Regions from separate parts of the Homo sapiens genome. Here region 1 is linked to region 2. The links are chromatin loops, found by intact Hi-C in ENCODE. Cell type or tissue: Caco-2. All regions are shown on one strand. Links, peaks and the distances in the headings refer to the core of each region. The heading gives the core; the rest is flanking DNA. Region 1 has its middle 4.3 kb from the start of PCDH17. Region 2 overlaps PCDH17 (protocadherin 17).

What was found. A loop is a pair of places that touch in the nucleus more often than their neighbours do. Peaks named below come from ENCODE experiments on the same cell type or tissue, not always from the same donor. Only the 100,000 strongest peaks of a DNase experiment are listed, where the experiment ranks them.
Region 1: a loop joins it to region 2, with 21 times the contacts of the local background. A loop is called at or near these places in 11 of 110 quality-filtered maps.

Annotation. Positions count from the first base shown.
Region 1 is chr13:57,624,777-57,630,174 of GRCh38, forward strand. It overlaps a transcript of PCDH17 not described here. Among named protein-coding and RNA genes, the nearest start is that of PCDH17, 4.3 kb to the right of the region's middle. RefSeq lists an enhancer at 4,931-5,398. In Caco-2, for the core only: CTCF peaks have their summits at 245 (motif pointing right) and 3,034 (motif pointing right); a DNase peak (open chromatin) is centred at 275.
Region 2 is chr13:57,714,214-57,719,611 of GRCh38, forward strand. All of the region lies in intron 3 of PCDH17 (protocadherin 17), which reads left to right. Among named protein-coding and RNA genes, the nearest start is that of PCDH17, 85 kb to the left of the region's middle. In Caco-2, for the core only: no CTCF peak of the experiment used is centred there; a DNase peak (open chromatin) is centred at 2,268.

The DNA.
Region 1 (5,398 bases), core at 107-5,106, 89 kb before region 2:
GTCTCCAGCTTTAGAATTGTCCTAACATGCTTAGCTATAAGAAACAATGAGATTGCTGCACCATGCATGAAATCATCATATTTGTTTCCAGCTTTAGCCACCTTATTTTAACAATCCAGCGGTCACATCTGTAAATTAACTATTTAATTCATAAGCTTTTCATTTGTTTTTAAAAAGTAGTATACAAAGATTAAACAAACCTAATTTTCCTAAGAAGTAAATTTCCCTAATGCCGGAATGTCTCGCTCTACTGTCAAAGTGACCACAAGGGGGAGCTAGCATGTAACTTCTTATGGGGCAGGAGCATTGAGGTTGTGTAATGAATTGATCTTGTTTCTGGCTGACAAATTAGGAAAGAATGGAAATATGCCACTTGAAACTCATGAAGCTCAAGACAGTTTTTCTCTGAATTACATTTTGCACAACTTAATCTAACTCCTCTTCTTAATATGTACTAGCTAATACATCAGATAGAGTATAACATGTTATTTGGTTGGACAACTCTTTTTTATCCATGGTCAAGTCTATCTATACATACACAATTTATTTTGACCACACTAAATGACATTCAATTTTAAAACTTAAATATAAAAGTCTTAAAATAATTTTAAATATGTCTCAGTACTTCAGAATGTATGCCCTGAAATATGTGTCACTTTTCAAGAGTCATTGGTTACTAATTTACATTTACTTCTGACTTACAAACTTAAAATTGTACATAAAGTACAAAAATACGAGTTGTAAATTTAGTTTATTTATTGCATGAATTACAAATTAACCTCTTGAAGATGTAACTTGCCTGTCTTTGTAGGGTTAATCCTACAAAGTGACTTCGAGTGTTCATCGGCAACACACTTCTTATACTAGCAAGGAGAACGCATATTAATAGATATGTATATGTCATCATATATTACATATTATAACATAGACGTAATATTGAAGAAAATTAAAATACATTTCCTGATCTAAATATTTTTTCTAATAGCAACATTTCACAATTGTAATAAAAACAAAAAAGTTCTATATTAAATTTAAAATGCTGTCTGTTTATAGAAATATTTTATACTTTTTCTTATTGTGTTGTTCTGTAGGCAAGATTGAGTTTTCAAAAAATTTAAAAATAAACAGTAATTATATTTTTAAAAATTATGAACAAATTATTAAATTTTTTTCCAGAATTTTAAAAATTCTTGTTAAATTATGTTGCTTTTATACAGTCCACGTTTATCATCAAGGAGAAAGATATGTTTTAGCGATTGTCCTGTTAGTAGTGTGGATTTCTCATTTGTTAAAAGGTAAAGCTTTTATTAAAAAGTTAGAAAATGGGCCAGGCGCGGTGGCTCACGCCTATAATCCCAGCACTTTGGGAGGCCGAGACAGGCGGATCACCTGAGGTTGGGAGTTCGAGACCAGCCTGACCAACATGGAGAAACCCCATCTCCACTAAAAATACAAAATTAGCCGGGCATGGTGGTACATGCCTGTAATCCCAGCCTACTCGGGAGGCTGAGACAGAAGAATCACTTGAACTCGGGAGGCAGAGGTTGCAGTGAGCTGATATCGCACCACTGCGCTCCAGCCTGGGTGACAGAGTAAGACTCCATCTCAAAAAAAAAAAAAAAAGAAAAGTTATAAAATGGTTGATGGCTGTGTATTAGAGGTGAACCATACATATCTCTAAAAGAGAAGAGCAGCTAGGAGAACTAGCTATGAAGGAACTTCTATCATTAATTTGATAATTTAAATGTGACATGGAAATCTTTGATACATATTATATCTAAAACAGTTTAGCTATTAAATTTACTTTTGAAAATTTTCTGTTAATGAATAAAAATGTATGAAACCAGGCAGTGAATTGATGGTAAAAATGATACAGAAGGAGAGAATAATTGTGGAGAGAATGACTTTTTATTCATATAAACAACGACTGCATTGAAAACATCAGCATCAAAAATGTCTCTTAAGAACTGTATTTTATTGAACTCAAGAACACAGCAAGTAGGACAAGTGGCTGAAGAATGTTAAAACTGATGCTATTATGACTGCATGCATAAACTCTCAGAACTACAACTACAACTAATAAATATGTATTTTAAGGAGTCTTTCTGAGGCAAAATTAAATAAGTTACGTTACATAAAATTCCATAAATTGCATTTCAACATTATTCTTTAATAATAGTGCTATTCAATTATTGGAATACTATAGCAGTACTAATCATTTTTATCAGTCTATAAAAATAGATTTTAATAGTTGTCTTTTTGAAGCTATTCCAACATAACAATCAATTTACCTTTAAAACTCACCTAGACTAGCATATTTTATTAGACACGTTATAATTATATGTCTTTCCAAATACTTTTCTCAATGAGTATCCACACATACATGGTTTGAATAACTTACAAATCTTTAGATGTTTAATGTGTGTGTATTAAAAGATATAATTTCTGTTTAAGGTTAAGACTATCATTTGTAATTATAAATAACAACTATCAATCAGTCTCTTCTTGAGACGTGAGACTGCAAGTATCTTTAGCTATTTATACAAACATATATTCTTCTAGATTCCTCAGTTTCGGGTTCTATGTAGCCTTCTATGGTATTAAAACATATTTCTGAACGATTTAGCTATATTTATACTATCTCTCTTTTTAAAATTAAGTTTAATACTTTAAACACAGTGAAAAATACATTCCTCAATAACTATGTTGTAAACAAAAAAACTGTTTGGGGAAAAAATACAAGTCTTAAGAGATGGTTAAAAATTAGGAGTGATTATTGTGGTTAAAGGAAAGCCAAACCATTGGAAATGAAATATCAGTTAATTTCACTCCCTTTGAACATAAACTAGGTATGGGACATAAGGAAGAAAATTAAGTACCTTGGGTATATGTCAGTATTCAGCAATAAAATTTAATACTATAGGTTAAATAAAATACAAATATGTGATACATTTCAGTCAGACACGCTGTGGTCTTCACCTAAAGCATGGTAGTTCTTTTTATATACACTAGGGGGCGATGTGACATAATTACTCTGGAGGGGTCGTAAGCAAATTTATCTCTATGAGGATGTATTCTCATATCACTGGGTCTCTTAGAAGCTGTATTTCTAACAACTCTCAGTTGCATGCCAGCACATCTCATTAAGTCTAATTGATAAATCATAATACCCTTTCCTTGGAATTTTTCCCATTCTCTTGTTTTTGCTTTATGGCAAACAAACCTCAAGGATATTTTATTACTTTCTTTGAATTAGTATGTAATGCAAAAAAGACATAGATTTGCTGTATTTAAAAAGTAATAATAAGTGAATGTGCAGTCACTATTCTTTATTCAAGTTAGCTGCTGCTTTTAAAGCCTTAAAACCTCTGATCTTCAGCTTCCAAAATACGTGCCTTGGGACAGAGGTATTAACCCCAAAGAGACATAAAACTGGCATTTCCCAAGGCAGCATGGTTAAGTACTCACTCAGGAAAACAATCTAGATTTCTACAAAGCTCTGACTCTCCCGTTCAGCAATAGTATATGCGTGACAAACTACCTGTTTAGAAAATACAAAGACACTTTAGGATTTAAAAGTCTGGCTGTAAACAGCTTCTCTTTGAGTTTTTAAACTGTCAGAGTCTCTTAAGGGAATGGCGAATTTTTGATACAGATCAGACTGCAAATTCAGACTATAGGTTATCTCATTGAATACTCCAGGAAACAGCTCCTATACCTGAATCTTTAAGCAATTATCCCAATAAAAATCTTCAGAACTATCTTGTAATTTGTTTGGATTTGATTTTCTTTGAAGGCTGAATGATTCATGTTACACACTTGTATGTTAGTCATTCACAATTTATAAATGGCAACTTCAGTATTTATGAATTGCGATCAATACTCTAGCAATCAAACACTCACCTTTTCTATTTCAATACTTCAATTTTCTTTTTTGTTCTTAACTCTTTCTCAGAACGGCTGGATCACGAGCAAACCAGTCTCCAGTTGCAGATGTTTGTGATAATATTTAGGGAAAAAAACCTCTCTGAGATTAGTAAATGAAGTTGGAGAATAAATAGATGAATCAGAAGTCGGCCTGTGTATGTGTGCTTGTGTATGTGGTGTGTGGTGGTGGTGTGTGTGTGTGTGTATATATGTGTGTGTGTGTTATGGCTTACAAAACAGAAATCTTAGATCTCCTAATGATTGGCCTTCGTGTTTTATACTTTTGTTTTCATGGATCTTTAGCAAATGCGGTTATCAATGGCTATTTGATCTTAAGGAGAAAAAATCAAATTGCAATGTGACACTTTAATAACAAGAATGGAGGTGAACAAAACACCGAAACTAGTGTGTGTGTGTGTGTGTGTGTGTGTGTGTGTGTCGGGGGTTGGGGGGTGGGTATCCACTTTACCTTGAACCTGGGCTGAGATGGTGAGGAAGGATGACCAAAAGGGGTAGAACCTTAAGTAGTATTTAGCCGGATTTGAGTTTACAAAGCTTGTATTGACAGTGAGCCTTTCTCCTTAAAGGAGAGGCTCTATTTCTCTTAAGAGACATAGCCTCTCTTTCAACGGGAGTCTGCTTTTCTTCTGAAACACTTTCATAATTAAGTGACTTTCCTTGCATAGGTGCCTGAGGACAGCTGATTTTTCTCAGAGGATGAAGAAAGTTACATATTGATTGCTGTTGCTCGCGGCATGTTCGTACCAGCGCGGGCAGAAACGGGCTCACGAGCGCCCTCGAATTCACACACACTCACCGAAATACACATCTCAGCCCGTGGAAGCGCATTCACACACACCCACGTACACTCCTCCGCACCTCATTCAGATGGGTCCACGCGGAGTCAGGGCTGCGCTTCCCTTGGCATGGGCGTGTGTGCGGCGAGGGCGTGTGTGCGTGCGTGTGTGAGAGTGTGTGTAGAGAAACCCTTTAGGCAGACCGCAGCTACGTTATTCTGCAAGCATACTGCGATTCCCGATTCCGTGTATGTAGGACCACAAAAAAATTAAATCGCTGTTAAACTTTTTTTTGTAAATTCTCTTTTCCGAAGGAAGGCGCTGGAAGAGCTACTCCCGGTGGTTAAAGGCCCGGGAGACCTGGTGGCGAATCCTGGGGCGCGTCCGCTTTGGCGGAGCGCTGGGCTCCGCTAGCCGGACTGGTTCCCCATCTAACTGATCTAATCAATGACTCCGAAGAGCCGGGGCTCCTGGCCCCGCCCCCGCCATCCTCTTCTCCGCCTCCCATTGGACGCGGGCCGAGAAGGCAGGGCCTTGCTCCTCGCTCGGATTGGCTGACAGGGAATCAGTATCAATGTTTAAGCGGCGGCGTGAGGTGAATAGAGTCAGTCAGCAAGAGACGCTGGGGAGAGAGCAGGGATCGCGAGCCCGGCGGATGCGGCAGCGGCGGAAGG
Region 2 (5,398 bases), core at 63-5,062:
TCTGTTTGCTTGTTTCTAGCAATGGAAAATAAGAGCTGCTAGAAACAAGATGAACAACAGGATTTAAACTGGTAAATAGATATACATCCCAATAGCAATCAGACAGCAGGCAGAGAGAAAACACTAATAAGACTCTCTTGCTTGCTTCTTACAATGAGTTTGGTTTAATAGGCATGTTTTCATTGACCTTCCTTACAGGATTACCACTTTGCTAGGAGGATGACTTGAATCTTAGATGTATTCATCCATGTCATCAAAAATGGTGTCATTATCAGAGATGGGGTTGGCTTACAGAGGCAATAAAAGCATAAGGAAAACATCCTCTCCAAAGATGAAGGATAGTAGAATACTTAAACAGTCTTGGGTCTGAAATTCACAGTATTATTTAAGTTGCTAGAATTTTAAATTTGTCCTTGTAAGCCAAACAGCTTTTGCTAACTACTGCATGCCAGAGCATAGGTTTCTCACTGCATATAAATCAGGTTCTTTCGGAAATTGCATTAACTCTTTCAAGACTCTAAAATTACAAAGTTTTATTAATTAATTCATATGTTGATGATAGCTGTTGGCTAAAGTGTAAGATACAGAGACAGCTCACTTAAAAGAGAAAAGTGTCTCATTCGACACGGCAATGCAGTAGAAGAAAAAAACAAAAGAGAAACGTAGCAGAGAAGAAAGAAACCTATAGGTGCTGAGGTGTAGTTTTCAGGATACTCACTGTTTTCCATAATTTAAAATTATAAAGAGGTGATTATTTAAATATAGGCTTTGATTTCAATAACAGTGTCACTGGTTTCCAAAATTTCCTAAAGGGAAATTATTCTGACCTCCAAGTTCGAGTAGAATATATGTCAGGCAGGATTTATCTCATAATTTAAAATGGTATTTTCAATAATAAATAGATAACTTTATATTTTCTATATAAACATTGTTTTTAACAGACATCTGATATTACTGTAAACAATGCATATCTCACAGCAATAGACAGCTATTATGTACAACTTCATTTGGTCCTGGGATCATTCTGAAAACTGACATTATGATCTCACAAATGAATGGTACTGAAATGAGTAATTTATAAAGTATGTAGTTGTTCCCATTATAGGTTACCCGTAGTGTTTGATAACTTTTAATTTAATGATCCTTTCCATCAATTAAAGCGTCTGTTCAAATTCAGAAGTGTACATTGAGTGTGTCATATATTCAAGGAATGGAATGCTGAAGAATATACTGTAGTATCTTGATTTCAAGGGACTTTAGGGTCTCCAGGTAAACAGATAAAAAATAATAAGGAATGCAGAGTAATGCTGTAATATATAATTCAATGGGAAAATTGCTACATTATCTTCATACAAAATATAAATGCTTATTTAGGAAAAAATTGGAAGTTTTTAAAATTTATTGTTCTTTATATGGTGTATCAAAAACCTTTTCAATGGTGTATCAAATATGAAAACTGTTCTGAGATTCATCCATCTTACTCTTTGTTGTTGTCTTTGCTTTGTTGATATATTTTTTACCTCTCTTTTGAATACCTAGCGAATCTCTTTTGTTCCAGACTCTCCATTTTCTGATTTTCTAAAATAATCCTTTAATATTTCAAATACTTTACCATATGAAATGTTATGTTTGGTTAATGATAACAGAAAATTAGAGGAAGAGGGAAGAAAGATAAAGCAGATGTAGGAAAAAGAAATATTTTTCTAATGAAGAATTTAAAAATGCAAGATTTATGCTGGTAACATAAAATACCAGTTTAAATGCACATTAAGACTTTCTTTAGAAGAAGCAGGATGATATGAAAGATGAAAGCTGAGTCTGGGGGCTGGAATGCCTATTCCAGTGAATCATTCAGGTCTTGTTGTGTCTGTTGGAGATACTCTGGCTTGAGCCAAAAACTCTAGATATCCCTTTTTAGAAAAAATGCTGATTTGGATTCTATTTACCCTATAGCTCATCCCAATTCTATAGTTTCATTAATGGTGTCTGATGACTTTCCAATCAACCACCGAAATAATTCAAGAATCTTTGAGACATATGATACACTGCTTAAATACTTATACTAGTGCTTCATTGCCTGCTGCATTAAATTTGGTCTTTTACTTAGAACTTTTCCATTCTTTTTTCAGATCCTAGCAAATTTTCTCTACATTGTTATGTCAAGTGTTGCCATTGCAGCTTAAGTCCTTTGACCTATAAAGCTGGTCTCTTACTGCCCTGTGAAGTGCACATTCCCATGTGAGGTGTGTTTCTTTTCTTAATCCTTTACCTGGAGCGCCCTCTCTCTGCTCTCCACTCTCTGTTGAAACCCTGATCAGCCTTTGAATCACAGATCAAGCACCACCTCTTGCATAAAGCCTTTCACAATATTACAACCTACGCTTTTCTCTGTATTTCTGCTGCTTGACGTTCATATGACATAGTTCAAAATGTAACTGATCATGAATAATTTCCCATATGCTGGTTTCACTCTACTTTTTAGTTTCCAATCAAAGTTTAAACTCATCGGTAAAGAGATATAGTCTTACAAATTTCAGAACTTTAGAAGTAGATAGACCTAGGTTTATTTACCACAGACCTGTATGCAACAAAACACTCATTCTACAGCATTCTACCCAAGATACCCCTCCTTGAAAACTTTCAATTCCTAGGCAAGGTGTGGGGAGGTGTGTAATGCATTTTTACCTTATAAATTATTGTGTGTAACTTCTTTAAAGTAATTGCTGAACTACACACATCTAATGTGCCCACAAAATGTGAGCTGTCTTTATGCTGGTGGGACGTTTGAATTGTATTGTTTTTCCTTGAAAGTCTCTGTAAGCATACTTTTCTCAAAGTGAATATAAACCTTGTTCTGGTGGTATAATATTGAGCTTCAGCCAGTTCTCTTCGGGGTACCTGTTAGGAAAAAGATGGTTCCATTTAGCTGTGCCTTTACTTCCAAGCATCTGCCGCTGCCCCAGGTGATGGCTGTGCCTACAGAAGGGAATTCAGGGAAGGGGCAGATTAAATTTTCAGTGTTGATCTCAGTGGCATGCCATGGGACACAAATGATATTTGTGCCATAAATTCCCAATGCATGGTTTACATTCTCATTGTTTTGTAGTCCTAGCACTTCCATATCAAATACTGTTTTGCATTTATTCCTTATCATAAATTTCATTTCAATTTGTCTTAAGTTCTGTTCACCTTAGAGCGTTATCTATGTGTGGTCAATATATACGCCAGAAAATTCCACTCCGGTAAACATTTTACTATGTCCAAAGGGTCACAGACACTTAAAACCATCCCTGAAGGTGTGCAGGTGCATTGAACAGTAAGTGCAAATGCTCCAAACAGCTCCAAATACCCAGCTGTGATTGGATTCACTTGCTTATGATATAGGACAGTGATTTCTGGTGTCTGAATGCAGCCGTGGCAATACATTCAAAAGCATTGTGCGATGCAGGTGCATGCTAGAGGATTGGTACTTCAAAGCTGCCGTGGTTTGACTATTTGATAGTATTATAACAACTTCCTTTTCAAAATGTGCTCTCTGCTATCAAAAGCAGATAGAATAGCACTTCACAAAGTAAAATCTGGAAGCCAGATTAGCAGTGTATACTCCTCAAAATGTATACATTTTTTCTCATAGTAGTTTTATTACTTGAGATATATTTTAAATTTATAATTCTTTATGGGGCTGATTTTTTAAAAAATAATTTTATTTCCTCAGGTCCTATGTCTAATTTTTCCTCATTATATCACTGCCAACATGTTAACAGACAACCTCATGAAATAAGCATATTGTAACAAGATATATTTTCCTCATTATATTAAAAAATAAAAGCAGCAAGACATTCCATATCTGTGTATCTCTATATTAGTTACTTGATTAAGAAACAACATGTATCCCTGTGCACAAGTGAGACACATGGGAAATACAATGCTATAGAAGAATAGCTTAGCTAAGCAAGGGATGGATTCTCCGATTAACATTTTTTCTTACACAACCCTGTTCTTCCCTGCATAAAGGATAAAATAAGCTTATTAAAAATGGTGTTAAAATAAAACTTGGAAGTAGGAAAAAAATTCCAGGAAATTTGTAATATTAGAATACCCATTTAAAAATCTGACACAGGAAAAAATAATTTTGAGACAACTTACTTATCCAGAACTGTCTCTAGAAATAATATTGAAAGCAAAATTTTTACTCCTTTTAGTCAGATAGTGAGAACAGAATATTCATTTTTAACAATATACAAGTAAATGGGACATAGAAGTCATAAGTGGAAATAATAATGTTTATGAATATAGATTGTTAAGGTACCATTTATATGGAATGACTCACTCTATTATTATAACAAGTGTAAAGTTTTTATAGGATCAGAAAAGAAAGTAAGTCAATAATAATCAACATAGCCAAAAAAAGAAAGAACTGTGTATGTTAGAAAAGTGTCAGTTCACAGGATGTTGTAAATTATGTCAACTCACTGAAAGAAAAATCCATTTTATTAGAGGTATGTTGGACCATTTTCTGATGAGATTTCTGTTTTAGCATTGATGTTTTCTCTATGTTAGAATATATTGGGATAAATTGCAATTTGTTGTGGTCATAGAAAAATGTGTGCACATGCATGTGTGTGTAATTGTGTGTATGTGCTGAAGAAAGAAAAAGGCCATAAAATCAAGCTGCTGTTATACCATTAAAGCCTCTTAACAGAAAACTATTACTGAGCATGAACTGCCAGCCAAAGGTCTTGGCTTGGCTTGGTTTGCAGACAGATAAAGAATTTGTGATGGGTACTTAGCTTAGATTCTGTAGAATTAATCTACAGAACACTTGTGCAGACCGTAAATAGAGATGAGTGCTTGCTCTCTGATTTGGAAGACAGCTAATTAGATATTATGAAAGCTTACATTGTTGAAAGAAGGTAAATTAGAAACAAAAAAAGAATAACGGGAACAAATAAAAACTGGACTTCCATTTATAGAGTTGTCTACTTGGAAAAACTCTAATATTAAGATGTTGTTAGAAATGATACCAACTACCACAGTAATAGGAGAACACAATTTCTATTTACATCTGTTTACAAAACAGAAATAAGACCATTTGGTTGACAATCATAAAGCACAGATAACTTTTTGAAATGTCCTTTTCCCCTGGCCACAACAATTTAGACTGTCTTTATTGATGCCATGATTTATAGATTTTGGTTTTTAAGTGTCTATGACACAGACATTTATCTCATCATTATAGAAAAGAAAATCAGAGGCAAATACTGGATGCAGATAGGAAACTCCTGTGCTGCAAACTATATGTACGTTTTCAGGTGTACAAATATGTAAGTTCCCAAAGCACCAAGTAAGTCTGAAACTCAGGGGAGGAAATCCTTTTATGCTCTCTAAAATTTCCCTA